Regions from separate parts of the Homo sapiens genome. Here regions 2 and 3 are each linked to region 1. A link is a contact called in ENCODE Hi-C or POLR2A ChIA-PET data. All regions are on one chromosome and are shown on one strand. Each heading gives the region's core, a stretch centred on a gene start or an enhancer-like site at or near the end of the contact. The rest is flanking DNA. Distances are from core to core; before and after follow the strand shown.

Region 1 (2,807 bases), core at 55-2,554:
GCAGAGTCCTTGACACACGGTAAGCATTTGCTACTATTCATGTTAACACTACTATAAAGGGTTTCTAATATCTATGCAATTCCTAAGATAGTATTTAAATGTTAAACCACCCATGCTTATTTTTGAAGTCAAAATGAAGTAAATTAACGTTACCTGAAAACTCCACAATACCTTTGATAACTGATGACACCAGAGGTGGCACTTCTCTAAAATTCCCACCAAAATGTAACTTTCAGCACAGGGTGGAGGAATCCTTTGTATCGGGACAGACCTGGGGATCCAGCCTAAGCTGTGACAGAGTTAAATTTTCCTTGAAATATCACTCTATCTTAAAATTCACATGAATCTTTCATTCTACCATGAAATACATGTTTAACAGAATACTTTAAAACACCAGCTCCACAGGACTTCCTAGCTCTCTTGCTAGTGAATGAATGGGATGCTGTTGTATGAAACCCACTGACTTTGGAAAAGCCGCTACTGGAGAGCTTTCACTGCACATCAGCATCCAAAAAGTTTCTCTTCTGTCTTGGCACCACTGTATTTTCAGAACCCAGCTTAACACAAATACAAAGATACAAACAGCAAGCCATTCTGCCCTCCTTTTAGAGGGCCTGTGGAAGTGGTGCCCCAGGGAAACATCCTCAGGCCACTAAGCGTGGAAGGCCAGATGTGCACCTCCTGGCAGGTCTCTCCCTCTCCCAGTGAGGTGTGCACGTGAGGTCCACTTCCGTAAAGGATGCCCTTAGTCAACCACAAACGCTATTAACTCCCATTTAGATGAACAATCTCAATTCACAGTTCCCACAATCCTCTTCAACTAATTTCCAAATTTCCCTCATGTGTGGTGAACCGTTTGCCCTGCAGTTGATTGTGGGGCCTTGAATAAGTATCTGCTCAATAAGCAGATTTTGGAAGCTAGTGTATCACTAAGTGAACATGAATCTATTCATCAATAAGACACCCCTTTCTATTATTTTTCTTTCGACTAAGATAATTTAACCCTGAGTCGAAAACTCTGATCAGTAATTTTCCCTAGCTGAGCAAACTTTCAAATACACTTCCCGTTTCACTACAAACTGGTTCAAAAGGAGAAACGGCGCTACCGTGCTCTTTATTTGATTTAGGGCTTTTATGTTTTTTGTTTTAAAGACAATTTACCACTTTAACCGCTCTCCTGAAGGAACTGGGCACAGTTAAGCGACACCTCTTTCTGGTAAGATGCTCCTGACACATGTCCCCCGTGGTCCCTGAACCACTCAAGGCTCACAGTGAGTGATGTCACCCACCGCACCTGTGGTTCCACCTGTCAGATTTGCACCCCCATTCTCTGCACATATGTTCAATGCTGCATTTGCTAAAAAGCATCTTGCTGAAAATTTCCTTACTAGCTATTACAACATCAAGTACTAAGAACTTTTTAGTATTTTCCGAAATTATGGACACTGGGGAGAGAGTATGAGGAGAAACATATATGCACAGAAGTGTACATTTAAATCAGTCAAGAATAAATAATTTGGAAAAACAGTTTCTCAATGATTTGAGTATGTCTTCTGAGCTCACAAAAATCTGTAACTCGATGACAACATTCAATAAGAAGCAGGGTTCTTTTGGGAAGGGGACTTTTTAAATTTTGCTTCCCACTCTGTCTCAAAACAATCTGGCCATACCTATAATAAAGGAGAAAATGTGGGCTGGGCACGATGGCTCCTGCCTGTAATCTCAGTACTTTGGGAGGCCGAGGCGGGCAGATCACCTGAGGTCAGGAGTTCGAGACCAGCCTGACCAACATGGTGAAACCCGTCCCTACTAAAAACACACAAAAAAAATTAGCCGGGCATGGTGGTGGGCGCCTTTAATCCTAGCTACTTGGGAGGCTGACGCAGGAGAATTGCTTGAAAACCAACCAGAAGGCGGGGGTTGCAGTGAGCTGAGATCGTGCCATTGCACTCCAGCCTAGGAGACAACAGCGAAACCCCAACCAAAAAAAAAAAAGGAGAAAATGTGGTAAAACCTGTAGCATCAGCTTCACTTATGATTCCGAAACAGCAGTAAGCCTCTAGACATTTACATTTGCTCGTATTTTTTCTGAGACGGAGTCTCGCTCTGTCCGCCCAGGCTGGAATGTAGTGGCGTGATCTCGGCTCGCCACAACCTCCGCCTCCCGGGTTCAAGCGATTCTCCTGCCTCAGCCTCCTGAGTAGCTGGGATTACAGGCATGCACCACCATGCCTGGCTAATTTTGTATTTTTAGTAGAGACGGGGTTTCTACATGTTGGTCAGGCTGGTCTCGAACTCCTGACCTCAGGTGATCCGCTCGCCTTGGCCTCCCAAAGTGCTGGGATTACAGGCGTACCGCGCCCGGCCCACTGGTATTTTTTATAGTAATGCCCCTAGTCAAGATGCACCTTTCTTTGTAGTTACAAAATTTTCTAGTCAATTTCCCTCATGGTCTGTACAATTTGTATTTATTTGTCACCCTAAGAGTGGTGGGTTTTGGAGGTTATTGCTAAGGGGCAGAGACACAAAAGCATCAACAATAACTTAAACCCATATTTTACTTATTTATTTTTGACACAGGGTTTCACTCTGTCACTCAGGCTGGAGTGAAATGGTGCCACCTCGGCTCACTGCAACATCTCCCTCCCTCTAGGGCTCAAGCGATCCCCCCACCTCAGCCTCCCAAGTAGCTGGGACCACAGGTGTGGGCCACCACACCTGGCTAATCTTTTCATTTTTTGTACAGATGGGGTTTCACTACGTTGCCCAGGCTGGTCTCGAACTCGTAAGCTCAAGCAATCCGGCCA
Region 2 (2,789 bases), core at 41-2,540, 150 kb after region 1:
CTGCCTGGGTGCAGTGGCTTACACCTGTAATCCCAGCACTTTGGGAGGTCAAGATGGGCGGAACACCTAAGGTCAAGAGTTTGAGACCAGCCTGGCCAACATGGTGAAACCCTGTCTTTACTAAAAATACAAAAAATTAGCTGGATGTGGTGGTACATGCCTGTAATCCCCACTACTTCGGAGGCTGAGGCAGGAGAATTACTTGAACCTGGAAGGTGGAGGTTGCACTGAGCTGAGATCATGCCACTGCACTCTAACCTGGGTGGCAAGCGAGCTCTGTCTAAAAAAAAAAAAAAAAAAATAGTAGTCACTAACATTCTTTTCTCAAATACCTATAAATATCCATTTCCTCAAATGTTCCTTGAGCCAGTTTTGCCATCTTGCTAGTTCTCTTATTAATGGGTAGAAAAAAAATTTTTTGACATGCATTCATTCTCTACCTTATACATAAATTACATTTTTAACCTTTTGAAAAGTTAACTTTGGTGCCTTCTTATAAGAAAGGGAGGCATGAGGCCTATGGTTATGCATCGTGACTCTATTGTGACTTTTCCAGCATAATCCAGGCTGCAGGAGAAAGACAGCGTTGTGGAGTGAAATCCAGTTTCTCTTTCTTGCAGAAAAATGCAGCTGACCAGGTTGTAGTCAAGAACTAAGCTCACCTAACTGAATAGGAATGTCTGATTGTCAAAAGTCAATAACAACAGATGATTTAAGTCTTCTTAATGTCTTCACATACATTCTAGATGTATACAAAACCATTCTATTTATGATAAAAAATATGTAATTAAAAATTATATCTCAAAAAGCTTTCTAGGAACATTTTCAAGGCTCAGGTTTTCAAACCATGAAGCACCAGTAATTAGGAGGAAGAGTTAAAGGTTTATTTTAAAACTGCAGGGGAAACCAGAGTGATAACAATCTATGATTAATCTGTGATTAATAACGGTTGAAAATTTGTTAGAAGGTACCTGAACATATTTTGACATTTGTATTTCTTTAATGTTTTCTGTAAAGGAAATGTTGTTTATTATTGGTAAAGCAAAATTTGTTTCTGTTAATTTTGGACTGCTAATTTTTTTCTAAAAAATATAATTGAATGCCATTATGGCCTCTCCCGTACTGTTATCCACCTCTGAGAAAGCTTAACAATTTAGATCATGAAGTCCATAGGAAGAGAATATTGTTCCATTGTTGGCAACCATCAGCATTTCATAAATAGCTCCAAAACTGAAACTGCCTTTGCAAAATTATGACTCAGACAGTGAAAGAGATCTAACTTAATCGACTTCCTCTTGCTTCTAACCTCCAAGCTGTCCTTGTTTGTTCCTGGGCAAAGGCTGAACTAACTTTAGGAGAAACTTAGTTTGTAGTTTAAGACAAAGATGATAACAGCCCTTTCCCAAAGCAGATCTCCTTCTTGCCTGGGGACTAGATTGCCTTTGTAGAACTAACATTAGCCACAAGATTAGAAATTATGGTTTAGGAGTCATGCAGCTGGAGACTACAAGATTCTGACCCTCCCTAAGCTGCTCCTAAGATCAGTGCTTGAGATATTCTGCAGACCCGGCACTTGATGGATCAGCTGGCACCACCAAGATTGGTAAACTGACTCATCTGATCTTGTGGCCCCACCTGGAAACTGACTCAGCACAAGAAGAGAGCTTCGACTCCCTGTGATTTCATCCCTGGCCAATCAGCACTCCTGGCTCACTGGCTTCCTCCCACCCACCAAGTTGTCCTTAAAAACTCTGCTCCCCGAATGCTTGGGGAGACTGATTTGTCTTTTCTGACTGTGTTTTTTGCTTTTTAACATGCCTCGTAATTTTTTTGATGATACCCAGTTATGATGTATCAGGTACAAGGAACTGAGGTAGGAACTGGGACTTTCAGTTTTATGAAACTCTGGCTAGAAAGTGGCTGTTTGCTGTTTGCTTCTAGTTGGACATGTCAGAGGTTAAAATAATCTCTGATACTCTTATTTTTGTCTCTCCTATTGTCTTTGGGTTTCCTCTGGGACTTTTTCCTAAATAGGGTCTGAGGCTTGTAATTCTTTCAGCTGTAATCTCCTGCTGATGTGATGGGAAGGTGTCGGGGAGGGGAGGTGTTCTATCCCTTTAGGATTAGGCCTTGGCCTTTTAGTGAGCCTGTGCCCCCGGGTTGTCTTCTCAGCACCCCTTTGCCCTCCCTCTCCCCTTCAGGCAAGACAGGAAGGTGAGATGGGGCTGGAGTTGGGTATTTCCCTTCCCTCAGGTTGATTAGACTCTGGTAAAACCCAAAGGGGCTGGGCTCTGGTAAGGTAGTTTTCCTTGAGGGCAGGGTTTTGTTAAGGAGAACAGAATCTCTTGGGCATACAGTTGATTCTTGCTTAGGGGCACTGACACCCCCCTTCCCCCTGCACAGTCAAAAATTCAAGCATAAGTTTTGACTCCTCCACAACTTAACTACTAATAGCTTACTGTTGACTGGAAGCCTGAAGGATAACATAAACAGTTGATTAACAAATATTTTGTACATTATATGTATTATATGCTATATTCTTACAATAAAGTAAGATAGAGATGATAAAATATTAAGAAAATCACTGCTGGGTACAGTGGCTGACACCTGTGATCCCAGCACTTTGGGGGGCCAAGGCAGGTAGATTGCTAGATCCCAGGAGTTCAAGACCAGCTTGGGCAACATGGTGAAACCCTATCTCTGCAAAAAATACAAAAATTAGCTGTATGTGATGGTGTGTGCCTGTAGTCTCAGCTACTCAGGAGGCTGAGGCAGGAGGATTGATTGAG
Region 3 (2,795 bases), core at 198-2,697, 200 kb before region 1:
CCTGGGCAAGGCCAGGGGCAGACCCTCCCATCAGCGGGGAAAGGCCCTTGGCAGGTGGCACCAGAGGGGGCCACATGGTAGTGTGCCCAAACAGGGGCCCAATAAAGTCTTTACTTCCCTAGCTCTCTTTCTTGAGAATACTTCCCTCTGTGTCATAATTGGAATGTGTGAGTCATGCTCTCAATCTCCGAAAACTCAGTGCTCTTGGTTTGTCTGAGTCCGCAGCAGGTGCTGCGGGGGAGGCTGCGGGAAGCTGAGGACTTGCAGCCACTGAGGCCAGAGCTTCCCTGGACAGCACCGAGGCATGAACGGCATTGCACCGAAGACAGGGCTGGGTGGGGAGAGGTATGGCTACAGAACACACCTGTTAACTACCGGTAGCTTTCTGGGGGCAGAATCTGTCTGTCTCAAGCCCCCCAGGATTGCAGCCACCTCTCCCATCGCAGTCCCGCCACTGCTTCTGCTGCCAGGCAGGGCCTGGAGATATGGCTCTTGGCCACCTTTAGTACACAAGGTGCAGGCAGGCCCTGATAATGAAGAGAATTAAGACAGTTTCTCTCCCACAGACACTCACAGCCTAGACGAGGAGATGAACCATCAACAAATAATTTAACAAAGATTTGGGAACAGAGTGGCAGAAGCTATTCCTCTGCCCAGGAACAAAGAATCATTCCTTTCTGTTTCCATGTGGGCTCCTGACACAGATACTCAACAAGCAGAGCCAACATGATTGATCTTACGCCCTGATTATGTGGCAAACATGTTTGCATTTTACGATTGTTCATTTTAATTCGTATTATCAGGTTTTGCTACCATGGCAGAACATAACGGTCTTAAACCCTGCATGTTAATCCCAGTTATCCAAGACTTCCCATGATACACTATAAAAATGTCTTTTTACCCCGCACATGCTTATGTCACTATCTTATATCTTATACAATGTGCCTTTCATTTCTAAAAGCAATTCATTCACATAAATGTTCCTGCAGATTGTTAAAGCCTTAGACTCTGGGACCAGGCATAATTGGAGAACGAATCAGATGTATGTTTCAAAGAAACAACCCCAACACATATCCAAACGACATTTAAGATTTCTTCCTATTTCACAGGAGATGACTTACGAGTGAACACTCACCCTTTTTTGGTATGTTAGTCTCATATTACCTTTTGCTATTAAACCAGGCATGGGTACACTTTCCAGGGCTGAGCTTTATTGCACATGAGCCCTGTGACTCAACTTTGCCATAACCAGGTATTTTGGGGGCTTTTAAAAGTATGAAGACATTGCTAAGATTAGTAAAAACAGAACCTTCAAAGTCATGAACACTGAAAGTACAGAAATAAATCATTTTAGCTTTTGATGGTTTGATGAAACTTTCTATTCACTGGCTTCCTAATTCATAAGCATCAAAGTAAAGGAAATTGTGGTGACATGATTTTGCAGTCATAATTTCTGAGCCTCAGAAATGCATTCAGCTGAATCGAATGTAGTATCTTTCTTTTAATTTGAAATGGGTAAAATACAGATCCACAGTTTAAGAATCAAATTCAGTTTAACAATTGGAAAGAACCTTTGAGAAACTGTGTTCCAAACACATTTTACAGGTGAATACTATCAGAATACAACCGGTTGAGGACCAGGCAGGCCCCTTAACTTCCCCAGGGCTCAGCTTCCTGATCTGTAAAGTTAGGGGCTGGGCTGTATGAACCCCTAAATCCCGTTTCACCTCAAACGTATTTCAGGATTCTAGTAAAAAGGTGCTGAATGAACGAAGCTAATCCCGAGAGAGACTTGGATTTGCCTGAGATCATGCAGTTAGTCAGGGACAGACACACATCCTCTGACTCCCGGCCATTGCTCTTTATAGAGAACAGGTTTAGAGTAAAGATCTTGAATTAAAAAAAAAATTACACAGAGATTAATGAACAGAACACCTTATAAAAAAAAAACAACACACAACTCTATATGAAAACCAAGTCACGCAAACTTCTGAGCAATATGTTTCAGTAACCTGCACTTTTAAATCATAGACTGGCAGCTATGATTTAAGCACCCTTAGACATCCAGCTTGTGTCCCTGGCATGACCAGGTATGCACTGGAGGAATGTCAGCCAGTGTACTGGCTTCTTCTGTTACATCATGAACTTCTCCAAAATGGAGAGACAACAATTCATTATACCATGATCTCTCATTATAGATTGAATTGTATCCCCCAAAACGACATGTTGAGGCCCTGACCTCCACTACTGTATCTGTGAAGGGGACCTTATTTGGAAATAGGGTCTTTGTGATGTAATCAAATTAAGATGAAGTCATTGGGGGGTGGGGGTGCTAATCCAGTATGACTGATGTCATTATAAGAAGAGGGAAATTTGGACACAGGGAGAAGACGGCCACATGAAGATTGAGGCAGAGATTGGAGTGATGCTGCCACAAACTAGGGAATGCCCGGGGCTACCAGAAGCTGCAACAGACGAAAAAAGGGTCCTCCCCTAGAGCCCTCAGAAAGAGCATGGTCCTGCCAACACCTTGATTTTAGACTGTTAGCCTTTAGAACTGTAACACAATGAAATCGTGCTGTTTTAAGCCACACAGCGTGATACCTTGTTATAGCAGCTCCAGCAAACAAATACACCTCTCATGTCTCTGTTGGGTTGACTGGGCTCACTGGAGTCCTTCTCACTCAGGGTACTGCAGAGAGTGGCTGGAGCTGGCATCACCTGAAGGCTCAACAGGGCTGCATCCAAGATGATGCACTCACATGGCTGCAGTTGATGCCGTCACTGGCTGGGGG

What was found. Hi-C counts contacts between places; a loop is a spot of excess contacts on that map. ChIA-PET counts read pairs that join two places held with the same protein, here RNA polymerase II (POLR2A). Pooled maps may share reads with other maps.
Region 2: a loop to region 1 is called in a map of SK-MEL-5, with 4 times the contacts of the local background. The contact joins two enhancer-like sites. A Hi-C loop is called at or near these places in 6 of 168 maps with a recorded cell type or tissue (CD4-positive, alpha-beta memory T cell, GM12878, IMR-90 and 3 more), 2 of 37 single-sample maps with no recorded cell type and 12 of 50 pooled maps. POLR2A ChIA-PET finds 5 or more read pairs at or near these places in 8 of 52 experiments (GM12878, MCF 10A, T-cell and 3 more).
Region 3: a pooled map shows a loop between it and region 1 (2.1-fold over the local background). The contact joins two enhancer-like sites. A Hi-C loop is called at or near these places in 6 of 50 pooled maps. POLR2A ChIA-PET finds 5 or more read pairs at or near these places in 6 of 52 experiments (A549, HEK293, IMR-90 and 2 more).

Annotation. Positions count from the first base shown.
Region 1 is chr7:148,709,853-148,712,659 of GRCh38, reverse strand. The region is part of intron 1 of CUL1 (cullin 1); the gene reads right to left. Among named protein-coding and RNA genes, the nearest start is that of CUL1, 12 kb to the right of the region's middle. Within about 2 kb of position 1,304, at least 2 of the 41 ENCODE cell types and tissues checked have a DNase peak (open chromatin) inside an H3K27ac peak, as active enhancers do.
Region 2 is chr7:148,563,237-148,566,025 of GRCh38, reverse strand. All of the region lies in intron 2 of LOC124901766 (a long non-coding RNA gene), which reads left to right. Among named protein-coding and RNA genes, the nearest start is that of C7orf33, 26 kb to the left of the region's middle. RefSeq lists an enhancer at 1,493-1,632. Within about 2 kb of position 1,290, at least 3 of the 41 ENCODE cell types and tissues checked have a DNase peak (open chromatin) inside an H3K27ac peak, as active enhancers do.
Region 3 is chr7:148,911,848-148,914,642 of GRCh38, reverse strand. No RefSeq gene overlaps it. Among named protein-coding and RNA genes, the nearest start is that of EZH2, 29 kb to the right of the region's middle. Within about 2 kb of position 1,447, at least 4 of the 41 ENCODE cell types and tissues checked have a DNase peak (open chromatin) inside an H3K27ac peak, as active enhancers do.